Linked DNA regions of Homo sapiens: region 1 is linked to region 2. Evidence: read pairs that join two places in POLR2A ChIA-PET (ENCODE). Cell type or tissue: Caco-2. All regions are shown on one strand. Links, peaks and the distances in the headings refer to the core of each region. The heading gives the core; the rest is flanking DNA. Region 1 has its middle 48 kb from the start of KICS2. Region 2 overlaps SRGAP1 (SLIT-ROBO Rho GTPase activating protein 1).

Evidence for each region. ChIA-PET counts read pairs that join two places held together with the same protein. Peaks named below come from ENCODE experiments on the same cell type or tissue, not always from the same donor. Only the 100,000 strongest peaks of a DNase experiment are listed, where the experiment ranks them.
Region 1: POLR2A ChIA-PET joins it to region 2 with 13 read pairs; 5 of 35 experiments call an interaction of 5 or more read pairs at or near these places.

What each region holds. Positions count from the first base shown.
Region 1 is chr12:64,170,241-64,178,578 of GRCh38, reverse strand. No RefSeq gene overlaps it. Among named protein-coding and RNA genes, the nearest start is that of KICS2, 48 kb to the left of the region's middle. In Caco-2, for the core only: no CTCF peak of the experiment used is centred there; a DNase peak (open chromatin) is centred at 4,868.
Region 2 is chr12:63,953,743-63,962,080 of GRCh38, reverse strand. The region is part of intron 1 of SRGAP1 (SLIT-ROBO Rho GTPase activating protein 1); the gene reads right to left. Among named protein-coding and RNA genes, the nearest start is that of SRGAP1, 110 kb to the right of the region's middle. In Caco-2, for the core only: no CTCF peak of the experiment used is centred there; no DNase peak of the experiment used is centred there.

The DNA of each region.
Region 1 (8,338 bases), core at 30-8,029, 220 kb before region 2:
TTTATCTGACAGAGACTATGCCTTTGTGAAGTGGAAGCATGCTCTGAGATTTCCATTCAGGTCTTCTGTCTCTATCTTGCTGTACTTGTATGAATTGTGTGATCTGAGTTACTCTGTCAAGTTTAGATCGTGAATATAGAGGCAAAAATAGCAATTATTAACAGTGATGATAAACATTTGGATGTAGTGCTTTTCATTTCTAAATGGCTTTGAAGAGACCAAATACATCTGTTAGTATTAGTCATTCTGCCTGTGGGATTCCTTATCTTGGGTCAGAGGGTTTTGCTTGGACTCTGTTCTAGCTGTGTAGAAAGACTCATTTTGGTAGCTATTGAATTTTTCCCCCTATGAGGCATATTCTAAACTTTTAGTCATTTCTCATGGGTTACATATGTTCTCTTGGTGCTAGCTGTGCATGTTTCTATTCTCATACATGCATTTAAAGTGAATTTATCCTGGTACTGTGGCTAGATAAGAAACTACTGTTACTGAATTCTTTCCTAGGAGGGAGAAATGGAATTTTCTCTGGAGGTTCAGAGTAGATCTTCAAATAAAACTCTGATCTTCACAGTGGTACCCTATGGGGTAATTCAGCTGATACGTTGAATGCCTTTTTCCCTAAGGCGGTGGGCTAACAATGGTAGCTACCGTTTCTCCTGGGCTAGTCTAGATGCAAACGTTCAGGTGAAGGTTGTCCCATGCACATACCTCTCTCTCCCTTGTCACTTTCTGGGTTTTCTAGATGGATTTGCATATAGTTCTGTGTGTATGAGTAAGCTGTAAGGAACAGGTACTGGGTCTTTTGTCTTTTTACACTTAGTGTTGGTATGTAAGTGGTGCTCAAAAATTGTTGCGCTGAAATCCTCTTTATTCTAATCTCAAACCAAACCATATCCCCTTTATTATCATCTTCAACCACAAACAAAAACATTGTTTTCCATGTATAGATTCAAACTAAAATCATATTAAATTGATTAGGGAGCACATTTTGACTTAGTACATGGCTTCGAGATCTAAGGATTTATTTTTAATAAATACCGCTGCTTGCATGTGGAGCCCGGCTCCTTCCCCAGGCTCCTCGCATGCGTTCTTCCCTGGCTCTGTTTGGGTCCCAGGAGCAGCCCATGCTGTTCCCTGTGTCTTGCATGCTTTTCTTCACCCTCTATCTTATGTCACCCTTTATCCCTGCATCCCTCAGGCCTCATCTCAGTCATCACTTCCTCGGGCACCCTAGCCCTGTTTCTGCCCAGCCCTGCTCAGTCTCCTTTAGCGAAGGGCTCTTCGGTTCCTTTCCTTCGGAGCCCTGATCACCATTGTAAGTGGTTGACCATTTACTTCTGAGTAACTCCCTTCCTTTCTGTTCTATAAACTTCCTGAGGCCAAGGGCTAAGCCCGTTTCTGCTGACCTTTGCATTTCCAGCCTTTGCACAGTGGCTGGGGCATAACAAACACCAGTGGCCGTGCCAAGGAATGCTCAGGGTTGGAGTACCCCATAATTTCTATCATTCCACACAAAATAGTTCTATTCTTGGATATGAACTATTGCCATTTTCCCACTCTCTTGTAAAATGTGAACGTTAACTCCACAAGGGCAGGCCTTGTCTGTCACTATGTATCTTGAGCATTTAGATGAGTGCTACCTAGCAGGTGCTCTGAAATATTTGTTGAATTGATAAAGGTGTCTTGAGAAATCTTTGTTTTCATTGATCTGTGATATTCAGTTGTATGTGCTCTGCAAACCCAGTTTCAAGGCAGGTGCCTTCCCTCCTTTCTCTAACTCCCCGCCTTCTAACTAGACAGCACTTTCAAGTCCATTGCTTTAGCAACTCTGGCACTGCCTACTGGTAGGTTCTCAACACGTATTTTATGAAAGTCCAGAGCTGCTATTTTTCAAGGAAGTTTCTCAACAGTACACACCTAACAAAAGTGTGGTCCAACTAAGAGGGGGTGGGCTAGGGGTGGAATAGGTTTCCCAAGGTATCTCTGCTTCCAACAGTATGCTACGAGTGATTCATGAATATATATGCAGTTGGCTTTGAGCAAGTACCCAGCAAGATTATCAGCTGAAAAATATGTTTTTATTAAAAAGCTTAACAGCGAGCAGGTACAGTGGTACATGCTTGTAGCCCCAGCTACTCAGGAGGCTGAGGTGGGAGGATTGCTTGAGCTCAGGAGTTCAAGAACAGCCTGGACAGCATAGGGAGGTCCCATCTATAAAATAATAATAATAATCACCACCATCATCCTCAATCATCATCATCATCTCAACAGCTTTTTAAAAGGATAGCGTTTTTTAAAAGCCATTTTTAAATTATAAATACTGGTTTACATGCGCATATAAACAAGAGCACTTCCATATGCATGTATCCCTTCCCCCCATTATTTACTTATTTATTTTTGAGATGGAGTCTTGCTCTGTCACCCAGGCTGGAGTTCAATGGCACAATCTCAGCTCACTGCAACCTCTGCCTCCTGGGTTCAAGTGATTCTCCTGCCTCAGGCTCCCAAGTAGGTGGGATTACAGGCGCCCACCACCACGTCTGGCTAATTTTTGTATTTTTAGTAGAGACAGGATTTCACCATGTTGGCCAGGCTGGTCTCAAACCTCTGACCTCAGATGATCCTCCTGCCTCAGGCTCCCAAAGTGTTGGGACTATGGGCAAGAGTAACTGCACCTGGCCCCCCTCTGTTATTTTACTGGATTGTCACTTCCCACCGTCAAAGTTTCCTTGCAGTTCAACTTGTCAGTGGCCTCATCAAACAAAGAAGGCAGCTTGTTGTCACCAGCAACCAACATCTGGTTTAGATGTGGCTAGCATGCCTAGTTGCTGTAACAGAGGGGATGTCATAATTAAACTGCAAGTCATGGTGAAGGGTATGGCTGTCATACATTACCACACTTCTGGGATAGAAAACAAGGTCTTGAACTTAGCAGGGAGATGCAGGAATACAGTTATTATGCACTTCTTGAAATTGTCTCATTCCAAAAAACATTTGGTTTTAGGGAAACACTTTGGAGAATTAAAACACATTGAAAAGCTAGAAATAGGTCAAAGTGATTGCAAAACAGTCTTTCAGCATTGTGGTGGGGCACCTACTGGCTTTCGTTGGTCACCCAATCAGAGAGCTTGTCTTTAGACTAATGCTATTCAGCTGGTTACCATGGCAATGATGGAGTACTAGTTGTCATGGCAATGAAATGGAAATTTGGGGGACCAATTTCTTTAGAAGAGGTGGATTCATTAAGCCCTTTCTTTCTTTCTTTCCTTAAAACTTGACCATGTCATACAATACTTTTAAAGGGTGTCCATTTTCATACTCTATACATTTTAGGATCTATAAATCTTTTCTTATTCTTGGATCTCATGTCTTAAGTCTTTTCACCTCTGTGATTTGAGTAGACACCCCCACCCCTACACAGTCTTTTGTGGCTCATATTAAAGAATGACACTGCAAAAGCTACGTTTCTTTTCATCCCCCCAAAAGTGTTTCTGCCAAACTCCATTGGATTCCTCCAAAGTTATTTTGGTATGAAATAGAATAGGTCAGAATAATTATATTGGACTAAATGATAAATGAGACTTCTACCAATGCATTGCAATCACCTGTTCCTCACTGAGGTGTTTATCAGAATTGTACTTTAAGGCAGATCCTTTTGAGAAGCACCAGAAGCCTGGCTCTTTTTCCCTCCCTGGGCTGATGGGGGTTTTATTCCTTTTTGCTTAGAGTCCACTCTGTGGGATCATCAATGGGAAATAGATCTTGTTCACTTGTTACGCAGACTTGAGTGACCTTTTTCTTGACTTCTCCCAAGGAATTAATTTAGCTGCTTATTTTGAGATTCTAGAAAAGAATAAGTGGTTATATATATACGTATATATACATATACGTATGTATACATATGTATACGTATGTGTACATATATACGTATATATATAAGTATATATGTATATATGTGTGTATATGTATACACACACACACACATACATATATATATATATTTGTTGTTGTTGTTTGTTTGTTTTGAGATGGAGTTTTGCTCTTGTCACCCAGGCTGGAGTGCAGTGACGCTATCTCGGCTCACTGCAACCTCCGCCTCTCAGGTTCAAGCGATTCTCCTGCCTCAGCCTCCCGAGTAGCTGGGATTACAGGCGCCCATAACCACGCCCAGCTAATTTTCATATTTTTAGTAGAGATGGAGTTTCACTATGTGGGTCATGCTGGTGTCGAACTCCTGGCCTCAGGTGATCCACCTGCCTTGGCCTCCCAAAGTGCTGGGATTACAGGTGTGAGCCACTGTACCCAGCCATAAGTGGTAATATTATCGGGTTGGCTAAATCTGGGGATTGTTAGAGATTTTAGAGAAAATATATTGGATCAAATCTGAATTCATGGACCTCTAAATTTTTCTGAGATTATTTTTGTTGTATTAACATGAACTCTGGAAAAGACCTTTTGGTATATTTTTATACTGCGAGTTTGCTGCTATAGAATTTTTACAGGATATTTGTGACAGTAATTCTCACATTCTGTAATGAAGGAAAATCCCTTGGGGATTTAGAAGGAACCTCTAAGAGCCTTTCCTATAATCTGTAACCCCTCATTATTATAGATACACTACTTTACATGAAATCCTGCGGGAGGCTCAGTAGACCTTGCTGGGTCGAACACCCCCTGTATCCGAACTCAGGCTCTGTGACCTGAGGGTTCCAATCCTGCATAAGGAGGAGGCTGGGCTTTTGTCTGAGATCCTCCCCCTTTTTACTGCCTATTGCCTCCCTCCGGTGCCTGTGGATTGGCCTGCTGGAGCTATAACAAATTACCACAGGCCAGGTGACTTAGACAGCCGAAATGTATCTTATCTCAGTTCTGGAGCCTTGGAGTTCCAGATGGGAGTGTCAGCAGATCTGGTTTCTCCTGAGGCCTCTCTCCTGGGCTTGTAGATGGTGACCTTTACCCTGAGTCCTCATGTGCCCTTTCCTCTGTGTGCACATATCCCTGGTGTCTCTTATGTTTGTCCAAATTTCCTCTTCTTAAAAGAACACCAGTCAGATTGGATTAGGGCCCACCTTAACAGCATCATTTTAACCTAATCGCCTCTTCAAAGGCCCTGTCTCCAAATACAGTCACATCCTGAGTGCTGGGAGTTAGGGTTTCAACATATATTTTAAGGGGACACACTTCAGCCCATAGCAGACTGCAACACCATATTATTTTCATTGTTGATTGTTTCCAGCAACTCCCTGGCTGGGATCTGAAAGAAATGGTGACAAGCTTCATGAAATCAGACAGAAATACTTCACCATTCTCTGCAGTGTTGGGGCACAGGAGTAGGTAAGGGGTCAGGGGGTGGTAAGGAAGCAATCTCTTGATGTTCCTGGGAGCATAGCTGGGTTTCCTTGGCCTAGTGAGATGGACAACATCAGAAGGGGTTTGTGAGAAGTAAGGTGTTATTAAACGAGGCAAGAAGAGCAGATGGGGTGGGGGTGGGGGGCAGAAATGCCCTTTTTTTTAAAGGCCTCTTCTTGGACTAAGATTTGAGTTCCCTTAAGGATTACAAACTGAAGATTAAGATGCAAGACTGGAATAATTTTCAAATTTACACAAAAGTCTAGATTTGTAGGTTCTCTTAGATGATGTGACAACAGAGCCCATATTCCAGAGCAGAAATAATTTCTTGCTAACCTCCTTGGGCTTTATTAAAATAGCTTCTTTGCTTTCAAAGAAGATATGGCAGATGAGCTTCAGCCAAAGGAAGTGAAGCCAGTGATCACTCTATGAGCCATGCTGGAAGGCCCCAGCAGGAAGTGAAGAGGTGGCCATAAGGTGAGAACTGCTCATCTTGCTTGGGGCAGACTCAGTGTGTTCAGGGCTCCCAACCAACCTATAAGAAATAATCCATCAGAAAGGTGTCCAGCAATGTCCCCTGCAGGGAAGAAAGGGCATGAAGGTACTACCACCAACTGGCTTGCTGTTATAGTTAGGCAATCTTTTTCTTTCCTCCCTCCCTCCTTTCCTCTCTCCCTCCTCCCTTCTTCCTTCAGTCCTCCTTTTTTCCTTTCTCCCTTCATTCTTTCCCTCCTCCCTTCGTCCCATTTTTTCCTTCCTCCCTCCTCCCTCCTCTTTTCCTTCCTCCCTCCCTCCCTCCCTCCCTCCCTCCCTCCCTTCCTTCCTTCCTTCCTTCCTCCCTCCCTCCCTCCCTGCCTGCCTGTCTGCCTGCCTAGAGGTAGTGTTGGGGGTGGTAGATACTGGCTGCTGGGTCTGAGTCCAGGGACAGTGACAGAGGCAGTGATGTCTTCTAATCATTTCTGTGGCATAACCCTGAGTGAGTTCCTAGCTAGGAGACCCTCAAGCCTAATTTTCTGGTCTTCCTGCAGGTTCTCTGAACTACTAAAATAGCTTTAAATAAATTCAGCTTTTGCATAAATTATCCAGAGTCAGTTTATTTTGCTTGCCAAAATGAATGCTGATACTCTTTGTCCTCTGCCCAGACTTACTGGTCACAGACAAGAACCTTGAGATGGCCACAGGTCCCAAATTGTTATCCAAATTTCCAGAGAGACCCAGAGCCTGTCTTAGGGAGCCCCAGATGAGTCAGTCCCCAGATACATTCCATGACTCCTCATGGTAATAGTGTCACTTCCTTGAATGAGGAGCTTGAATGAGGAGGTAGGTGACCAACTCTTTCCAGCAGCAAATTATGCCCATTTTTTTTTTGTTCTTTGCAAATGAAACATGCTCAACAAGTTCAAACTAACTTCAATGGAATTTCTAGCTGTCCGTGTCCAAAGTCCCATCAATAGTTGTTCTCTTTTTCTTTAAGTATGAAAGTGTTTACTGGAAAGAAAAAAGAATTTCTCATATTCTGTGCTTTTCTCTTGCACAGAAAAATACAGCACCAACCTTAGATTTAATTAGAGTTAAATTATGACCCAAGCAGGAATAGGGGTCATTCTGAAAATCACAGACTTGGCAGAGACTTTCAGAAATTATTAATGCTGTTCCCCTATCTCTGGATTTAAAAAATTGGATTATGCAAGAAACCTGAGTGTTGGGATTGGGGGTGGGGAATGGAGTTCGAGAGAACCCTGGAAGTGGAGTAGGGAGTGGAGATAGCCAAGAAGCATCCTTTTCTTAGGTTGATTGGGTGTCCATCAGCTCTCCATCCCCAGTGAAGTTCCATCTCTCTCCTCCATACATTAAAATAATGCCTTAGTTTTTCTTTTATTGAAAAATTAGTAAATTTATTATCAATACTAAAAAGCAAACAAAACGGAAAGGAAAAATAGTCACCTGTAATTTCACTACTAGAAGATAATTACTGTTAATAATTTGGTGTCTGTATTAATCTAAACTGTTGCTAGTGACAACTCAAACTACCTTGAGTTAAAGAAAACGGAAATGCATTAGCATATAAAACTGCTAAGTCCAGGGTTATATATAGTTTTAGGCTTATCTGCATTTAAGGGTTCAGTGTCATGGGGGGTTTGCGTGAAGAAGTGAGATGATGTGTTCCCCTTTTTAAAGATTATTGACTTATTTTTGTCTTTAACTGTCTTTCCTGCTCATCAGAGCAGAAGGAATTCTTTCTTAAGTGTAGTATAAACATCCACCCTAAAAGCCTCTTCCCAGCAAAGAGCTGAGAAAGCTGTAGATGCTCATGGGGCTAAAACAAGCAGACTTTTGTGAGGTGCTAAGAGCTAAGTCACAATATAGATCCATAGCATGTACATTTAAAAAAAGAAGAGGAAAGGAAAAGGATGCCCATGTAAACCGTAAACAGTGGAAGTCTAGAACCGTTATGAAGCCTGTCTTGCTTCCAGCTGCATGCAGAAATGTAACATTGATATTTTTATCATTTATTCTCTGGATACCAGATTCCTTAACTCAGAAAGAAGGATACCAAATTCCTTAACTCTTTAACTCAGGGACTTTCTAGTTCATGGGAGTGCTTATCCTGACTCATAATTCTTCATAATTCTTCCTTTTGTTTCTTCCTTTTGTTTCCTATATCCATGCATACATAATTCTTCCTTTTGTTTCCTATATCCATGATATAATGACAAAGGGACAAGTAGAAAATTTACATGTATTAACAAGTTAATATATCTTGCATAGTTTAAAATAACATTACATTTTAAGTCAACTCTCTCTATTGCTTTTTCTAGAATAGCTGTAAATGAGAAAATGATCTCATTTGTTCCACCAGTTGGGCAAACTGACAAATAATTACCACCAAAGATATGCTAAGGAGAAAAGTACTTCCTTCACCTACTAGGCACAATTATGTGATATGTTGCCTGTAGCATCTGTTTTACTGAAATGCTTATTTACTCCT
Region 2 (8,338 bases), core at 328-8,327:
CACAGAGGGAAGCAGTGGGAGAAAATGTGGGAGAACACTATTAGGTGACTTGAAGTTCTGAAGATCAGTGATAAAACTGGAGCCCAGATCATTTAATTTCCTCCTTTCCACCTTCCCTGTCTTACTTGATTGAGGTCTGTCCTCAGATGTCTCCTCCCCTGAAAGGTTTTCTGCAACCACTTATCTAAAATATATCCACCAGCCCCCGACCTCCGTCACTCCATCCCATTACTATGGTTATTTTTCTTCATAGCACTTATCACTCCCTGACATTAGAATATACAACTATTTATTGACGAATCAGCTCTTTCTCCTTCTGGAATGTAAGCTCCATGAATCAGGGAAATTGTTTTATTCTCTGTGGAATTCTAGTACTCATACAAATCAGGGCATGAGTGGGTTTTCAGTAAATTTGTTTATTCAACAATGCTATGCACCTACCACCCACTATCAGGCATTGTGATAGGTACAAAGAGGACACCTTCAGACTTGGGCAAATGGGGGCTCTGTCCTGGTCAGGAGTCCTGAGGGCCAAGGGAATGGAGGCCACATCCTGCCCCACATTTAGAGTATGCTCTACATATACGATCTGGAATCCCCCATCCATACAGCCCAAGACTGCTTCCAGGGCCTGCCTGGCCTCTGCTCCAGGCACATCCAAGGCCCTGCACAGTGAGGAGCAGAGCTGGGGGTGAGGAAAGAAGGGGGCGAGGCTTCCAGAATTCCATGTGAGGAGATGCTAGCCAATATTAGGGGCAGGTCCAGGTAGACAAGGCACAACTCCTGTCCTAAGCATGCTGTCCAATGGAGCGTGCTGCAACTATGGACATGTTTTATGCTGACACTACACAGTACAGTAGGCTCTGGCTGCGTGTGGCTATGGAGCACTTGATACGTGGTATGGCTAGAAAATGGAACTTTAAAATTTTTGTCTCTAATTTTAATTAAAGTTATATTTATCTAGGCACATGTGGCTTATGTACGTGATATCTGACAGCACAAATCTAGTGGGGAAAAAAAATCAATGATTACAGGTTTGTATATGTTTCCAACTGCTTCTCTTACAAATGACCACAAACGTAGTGGCTTGAAACAACACAGATTTATTCTGTTATAGTTCTGGAGTGCAGAAGTCCAGATGATTTTTCAGAGGCAAATACCAAAGCATCAGGAAGGCTAGCGACTTCTGGAGGCTGTTGGGGAGAATCCATTCCTTGCCTCTTCCAGCTTCTAGAGCCTGCTGACATCCCCTGGCCCTGGACTGAAAGCACACCCCAATCTCTGCTTCAATGTCACATCATCACCTTCTCTCCCTCTGACTCTCTTGCATCCCTGTTATAAGGACCCTTGTGATTACACTGGGCCCACTGGGTCACCTAGGAGAATCTCCCTATCTCAAGATTCTTCACCTAATAACGTCTGCAAAGTCCCTTTTGCCATATAAGGTGATGTTCACAGATTCTGGGGATAGGGATGTGAACATCTTTGGGGGAGCCATTATTCAGCCTACCACAGGTTATTGAGTGCTATAGGAGCTAAAAAGACTGAGAAAGCAAGAGAGAGCCAGAGAAGGATTTTCATCAAGAAAGTGGCATAAAAAAGATCACTCTGGTAGCAGAATGACTGCAGCAAGGTCAGACTGGGGGTAGAGGAACCCATGAGGAAGCTCCTTGGAAGGAAAGAGTAGAGAAGAAAAGAGAAGCCGAAAACCAGCTGGCGGTGGAGGGGCAAGGAGAAGGACGGACAAACATGGGAAGCACTATGGAGCTGGAACCCACAGAAGCTCCGGAGGGGAACCCTCAGTCTGAAAGGATGTTGGTGGAAATGACAAGGAAAGTAAGAATTTCAGCATTCATCTCTCGGAATTCCAGTTGGTGATTTAGAATATCTGTGTCATTTTCCTATTGATGTCACCTTAAATGGATTCCACTATTGGACCAAACACGCAGGCATTTTCCACAATGTGGGTGTTGTAAAAAGTTGATCCATCGTCTAGGCACTAATTAGAACTTTCATCAGGAGTTAAGGATGTGGATGCACACATAGTACAAGGAGGCCACAGGGTCAAGTCCATCCTTCACTTCACCTCAATGCTGAGTTAAAAGGGGATAATGCAAAGGACTTGAAAGTTTCAAAGCCAGAAGATAAATCTGATGAATTCATCTGAGTAAAGTCTAGTGATTAAGCCTGTGAGCTTTGACATCTCACACACCTGGGTTCCAACACTCCTTTGCCACTTTACCAGCTTTGTGACCCTTGAGGGAGGCTAGTGAAGAACACTAGTTTCTTCATCTTTAAAGGAGAGATAAGAATGCATATTATATGGTTGTTGTAAGGGTTAAGTAATATACTATTTCATGCCCAATACAGTGTAGATCTTCAATAAACGTAATTATTATTAACTGGAAGACTTATTTAAAAGAATCATAATCAGAAAAACATACTGTTTATTACTAATAAATCTACTAAGGCTCCCATTAACAGTTTAAAAAAAACCCCTCACACAAGTAGGGATTTCAAATCTGGAAAGAAACGTTATCAGCAAATCCTCACAAAATAACTATGGATAATCTAATGACATGGGTTTAAATATTCATGATCAGTGCCAGCTGAATTGGATTTCTTGAGTTTCTATTCTAGCTTTAACTATTGCACTGGACTTCACAACTATTTTAAGGAATATAGTAAAACTTCCTCCAAGTTTAACCAGCTGTCCTGGCACCAATACTGAATTAGGAAAAAAAATTAAGTGAACAGGTGTCCTCAGTTTATGAGCTAGTTATGTTCCTGAAAGAATATATGTTGCAAACTAGATTTTGCAAATCAGAACTTATTTTCTCATAATAATTTCAGATATGTGTTTCTCTGGAAAAATTCAGTAACTTTTTAAAAATTTTAAATCAGACGATTAGGGTAGATGGTATCTGGTTTTCTGGCACGGATGAAGTTAAACAGATTGCCCCAAATTAAATTTTGGGTCTTGCTAGGGTCATGTTTTGACTAAAGTGGCAAAGTAACTCTCATCTTCTGGTAATGAAAAAACACCCCATCCTGTAATTGATGAACTGAAAGATGTTCAATCTAATGTACAATGCATTTATTTGTATTACCTCCCTGGAGCAAGACATTCTACTTACATAAAAGACAGCAATTACCCAACTTCAATAAATGCTTTACATAAATGGGACTTGATGAATAGACACACCATTAATCAAAGGCAGAAAAAGAACACCGAGGGAAAATTAGAGTTTAAATATAAGAAATTAGTAAAAATCAGCCTTCCGTTGACAAGGCTTATAGTAAGGTGTGGTGTATGATTTTTAGGACTTAATTTCAATTCATCATTGGGATTTTGTTTTTTCAAAGTAACACTTGCAGAAAGCAGGTAAACAACTTAAGAGTTTGCCTGAAGTAACACAATTTGGCCAACCAGCCTCCTATTTGCAAACCTAATTACCTAAGTACCAAATTAAATGATAATCTTCACTGTCCACACTCAGTATTTTTAAAATGATATCCTCTGTGCTCTACTTCACCTTATTAAACATTCAGTGAAGTTGCTCATCAAGTCATCGTTCAACAAGGACAATCAATCATAGTTAATGGCCACTATGAAAACCAGCCTGCAACACCTAGTAGACAATTTTGTAATTAGTAGCAAGTGTGGGACACAGCCTTTTGGTAAGGAGGGTCCTAATTCCTCCATCTTCTGGGGAGTGAGAAGGGAGGGACAGGGAGTAAACCGAACCATCCCTGCAAGACAGCTGAGCACACTGCACGGAGAGTGGCACTCTGAGGATGGGGCCAGGAGAACTTTCTGGGGCTCTGCAAGGTTTCTGAGAAGGAATGCAAGGGCCATAAGAATACCACTGGGTGCCAGGGTGTTTTCTTCAAGCTGTCACTCACCTTATTCCCTATCAAGCATGTTCTCAGCCATGTCAGTAACAATTTTGGAAAAACTCAGTCCCCTCATCCTAAGGGTATATACCCATCCCAGTATCTCAGTATCTCTTTGGAGCCAGAAAAGAAGCTAGTTTCAAAGACTTCAGATAGGTACTCAAGACTGCTCTGCATCCTTCCCCAGGGCTGCTGTGCCTCAGGTGGCACTATGCAGTGCACTATGCACTTTGTCCTCGTGGTCCCAGACTCAGCACCCCGCAGAGGCATGCAGAATAGAGATGCAGGTCTGAGCAAAAAACCATTTCTGGAGATTTTTTTATATCACTCATCTCATTTGAGATTAAATCATGCACAAAGGAAGGGAAAAGCAAATCCTCCAAGAACAAAATTGCTGAGAGAAAAAAGGAACACATTAAAAAGCAATAGACAAGTAACCAAGACAAGCAGACGGGTACTGCAGCCCTGCCTCTATCGGCCCGTATGTTTCACCTCACACCCATATGCTCTCTCTCAGTTCCCATATGGTTTTTCTTTTTCAATATGAAATTTGGAGTGGGGTAAGGGCAGGGACGAGCAGCATTTTATAGAAACTTTGTTTCTCTAGAAGTTGCCACAGACACAGAGTATCCTAGAGCATCTTAGACAGGAAAGCTGAGGTCAACAGAGGCATGGCCAGGCTGCGCTATGCCTGACTCTGGCTCCTTCCTTCCATCTTTTCTCCAGGGCCAGATACTTGTGGATGTCCCATCATAGTTATGGGTTCGCTGGCCCAGCCACAGGCATTTGTTCCTGTTCATGGTGGTCTCCTACCAGAAGCCTAAACCTGAGCAGATGACCTACAAATGTGAGTGTGCCAAGGAGGCAGAAGCCCAGGAAGCTCACTGGCGCTGACCTGCTGATGTCCAGGTCTTCACCTGGACCAGTTAGGGCAATGGTGAGGACCCCGGCCTGTGATTCACGATCTTCAATGATAATGTGACCTGGAAAAGTACTGTGCCTTCAAATGTTTACAGCAGCGTTATTCATATAACCAAAAAGTAAAAATGACTCAAATGGTCGTCAACTGATGCATGGATAAATGAAATGTGTGTATCCACACCACGGAATATTATTTGGAAATAAAAAGGAATGAAGTACTGGTACATGCTACAACATGGATGAACCTTCAAAATATTATGCTAAATGAATGAGGACAGACATAAAAGGACAAATATATGACTTCATAAACAGGCAAATCTATAAAGACAAAAAGTAGATTAGTGGTTGCTTAGGGCAGAATGGAGAGTGATGGCTAATGGGTGTGTTGTTTCTTTTGGGGATGGTGAAAATGTTCTAAAATTGATTGTGATGATTGTTGCACAGCTCTGAATATACTAAAAACCATGGAATTATACACTGGAAATAGTAAAGTGTATGTCTCTATCTCAATAAAGCTGCTGCAAAAAAAAAAAAAAAAAAAAGCCTTGCTTACTGATCATCAACAAGCAAACATATCCTATCAATAACAGGAGGCTGCTCAAAACCTGAGACCAGATGATAAGAGCTCCTTACATTTTTGTTGTATTAGGAGATAATATTTAAAAGTTTTTCTTGTTGCTCTTTCAGTATGTCTATTTCATATGCTTCTCTGCTATCCAGCACCCAATCATCTTGAACTATTTTTTTGTTTTCCTTTTAAAGGCGTTTACACAAGTTGTTTTTTTTATAGCCTTGGTGCCTCCTTGCACAATTTATGCATCTGCAACTTTGAAAATATGCATCTGACAGACATTCTACCTAGTGCCTATATAACAGATCAAATTTTTAATGACACTTAGGCTGGGTGCAGGGGTTCATGCCTGTATTCCCAGCAATCTGGAAGGCTGAGGCAGACGGATCGCTTGAGCCCAAAAGTTTCAGACCAGCCTGGGAAGTTTAAGATCGCTTGAGCCCAGAAGTTTCAGACCAGGCTGATCCCAGAAGTTAAAGACCAGCCAGTAATTTTGTACTTTTCACAGAAAAGTACAAAATTAGTCAGGCATGGAGGTGCATGTCTGTAGTCCCAACTACTCGGGATTGCGCCAATGCACTCCAGCCTGGGTGACAGACCTAGACCCTGTCTCAAAAAAAAGAAATCACTCTTATGTCATGCAAACAGGGCTAACAGACATCAGTGACTTATCAAAAGTGTGTTGCACAATCAGTAGCTCAGTCATAACAAACTGAAGCACGTGTTCACTTTCGGACGGAGCCTTTTGAGAACACAGAGTACTTTTAGGGAAGTGATTTATAATCAGAACTGTACATCCTCAAATAATTTTCAGTAAATGGGTCCAGGCAAAATAATAGTCATTAAAAGAAAAGAATTTGCTCAAATTATATTTTAAAAGTTTTTTTCCTATCCCAAACTCAAATGTCCATAAGCAGCTCATTATTTCAATTCAAATATAACTCAGTTTAAGGCCCCTCTTCAAAAGCTTGTTTTTTTTTTTCAAAAATAAAAAAGAGAAACTTATGAACATCATATTAGTCAATACAGTACCTGAAAAACAGATGGCTTATGAAGAAAACCAACATTGAGAATTAACTCCTTTTCTATCAGTTGGCCTTATCTTATGCCACAGTGGAGTCTCTCTTAAAGTTACATTTTCACTTATTCAGTCAAGTGGGTATTTATAATGACCTTTACAAAGAACTGGCATGAGGAGTTAAGTCTAACTAAATTAAGTATTTAAGAAGGACCACAAAAAAATGATAAGTGTGTGAGGTAATGCATGTGTTAATTAGCTTGATTTAGCCACTCCACAATGCATAACTATATCAAAATGTCATGTTGTACACCATAAATATATGCAGTTTTTATTTTTATTTATTTTTTTTCTTGAGGCAGAGTCTCACTCTGTCACCCAGGCTGGAGTGCAGTGACATGATCCCGGCTCACGGCAACCTGTGCCTCCTGGGTTCAAGTGATTCTCCTGCCTCAGCCTCCCAAGTAGCTGGGACCACAGGTGCACATCACCACACCTGGCTAATTCTTTGTATTTTTAGTAGAGATGGGGTTTCACCATGTTGGCCAGGGTGGTCTCAAACTCCTGACCTCAAGTGATCCGCCCACCTCGGGCTCCCAAAGTGCTGGGATTATAGGCGCGAGCCACCGCGCCGGGCCTTTTATTTGTTAATTTTAAAAATTAAAAATAAATTTAAAAGGCTTCAAAAGCAAATAATTTTTTAAAAGCTTAATTTAAAAAAAAGGAAAGGGGAAGGAGGAAGTGTACTGACAATTGGGACACTTTGCATACATCTCCTCACTTATTATTTAAAACAACCTTGGAGGCAGTTCTATACTAATTTTACAGATTTAAAAAACCAAGTTTCCAAAACGATAAGTAACTTGTTAATGGTCCCACAAACTAGGAAGCAGCAAAGCTCTAATTCAAACCTACAATTGTGTAGCTCAACTATTTTTCCATTGCTTCAAATTGCCTCTACTCACACTGCTTTTTCTTTTCTTTTTTTTTTTTTTTGAGATGGAGTCTCGCTCTGTCCCCCAGGCTGGAGTGCAGTGGCACGATCTCGGCTCACTGCAAGCTCCGCCTCCCGGGTTCACGCCATTCTCCTGCCTCAGCCTCCCGAGTAGCTGGGACTACAGGCACCCACCACCACGCCGGACTAATTTTTTGTATTTTTAGTAGAGACGGGGTTTCACCATGTTAGCCAGGATGGTCTCGATCTCCTGACCTCGTGATCCACCCGCCTCAGCCTCCCAAAGTGCTGGGATTACAGGCGTGAGCCATGGCGCCCAGTGCTTTTTTCTTTTTAATGAGAAAGATGGGGGAAAATTCCATTTAAATAAGGCAAAGAATAAAAGAAAATTAGAAATTGCTAGGGCAAGAAAAGTTTTTCATGAAAAGGAAATATGTAAACAAAATGCTAGAATGTTAACTTTTCTGTGATCTTAATCTTTTGACTCTTTAAGACATCTTCCTAATAGAGTTATATAAAACTACAACCTTTTTCTCCTAGGCAGAGGAAAAAAAGTTTCCTATGGAGCTACTTTCAAATCACAGTTTGTTGAGCAAAACAAAACAGAAAAGAATATCTCTGCAAAGTTTTATAGAAGAAACACTGAGACTGATGTATGGATGTATGTGAGTGCCTCTGCTACCAAGACGATGTCTGTAGAATAGCAAAGAGAATTAGTGAAATGTCCTAAATAACAAGAACAACAAAAAAAGATTGACGGTGAAAAATACACAATTTATTTTCATATATTGGGAAGACTGTCAGTGAAAGTTTAGGGCTCAGAAATAAGCCAATGATAAGCTCTCCAAATGTATTTCCACTGTTAACAACAGCACCATTGCTAGAAGTGCTGACATGAACCAGTTCCATGTTATTTTTTTAAATACTGAGATGGCAGCAAGGATGAAAGTCTGGAAGGAATGGTTTCCTTTAACCT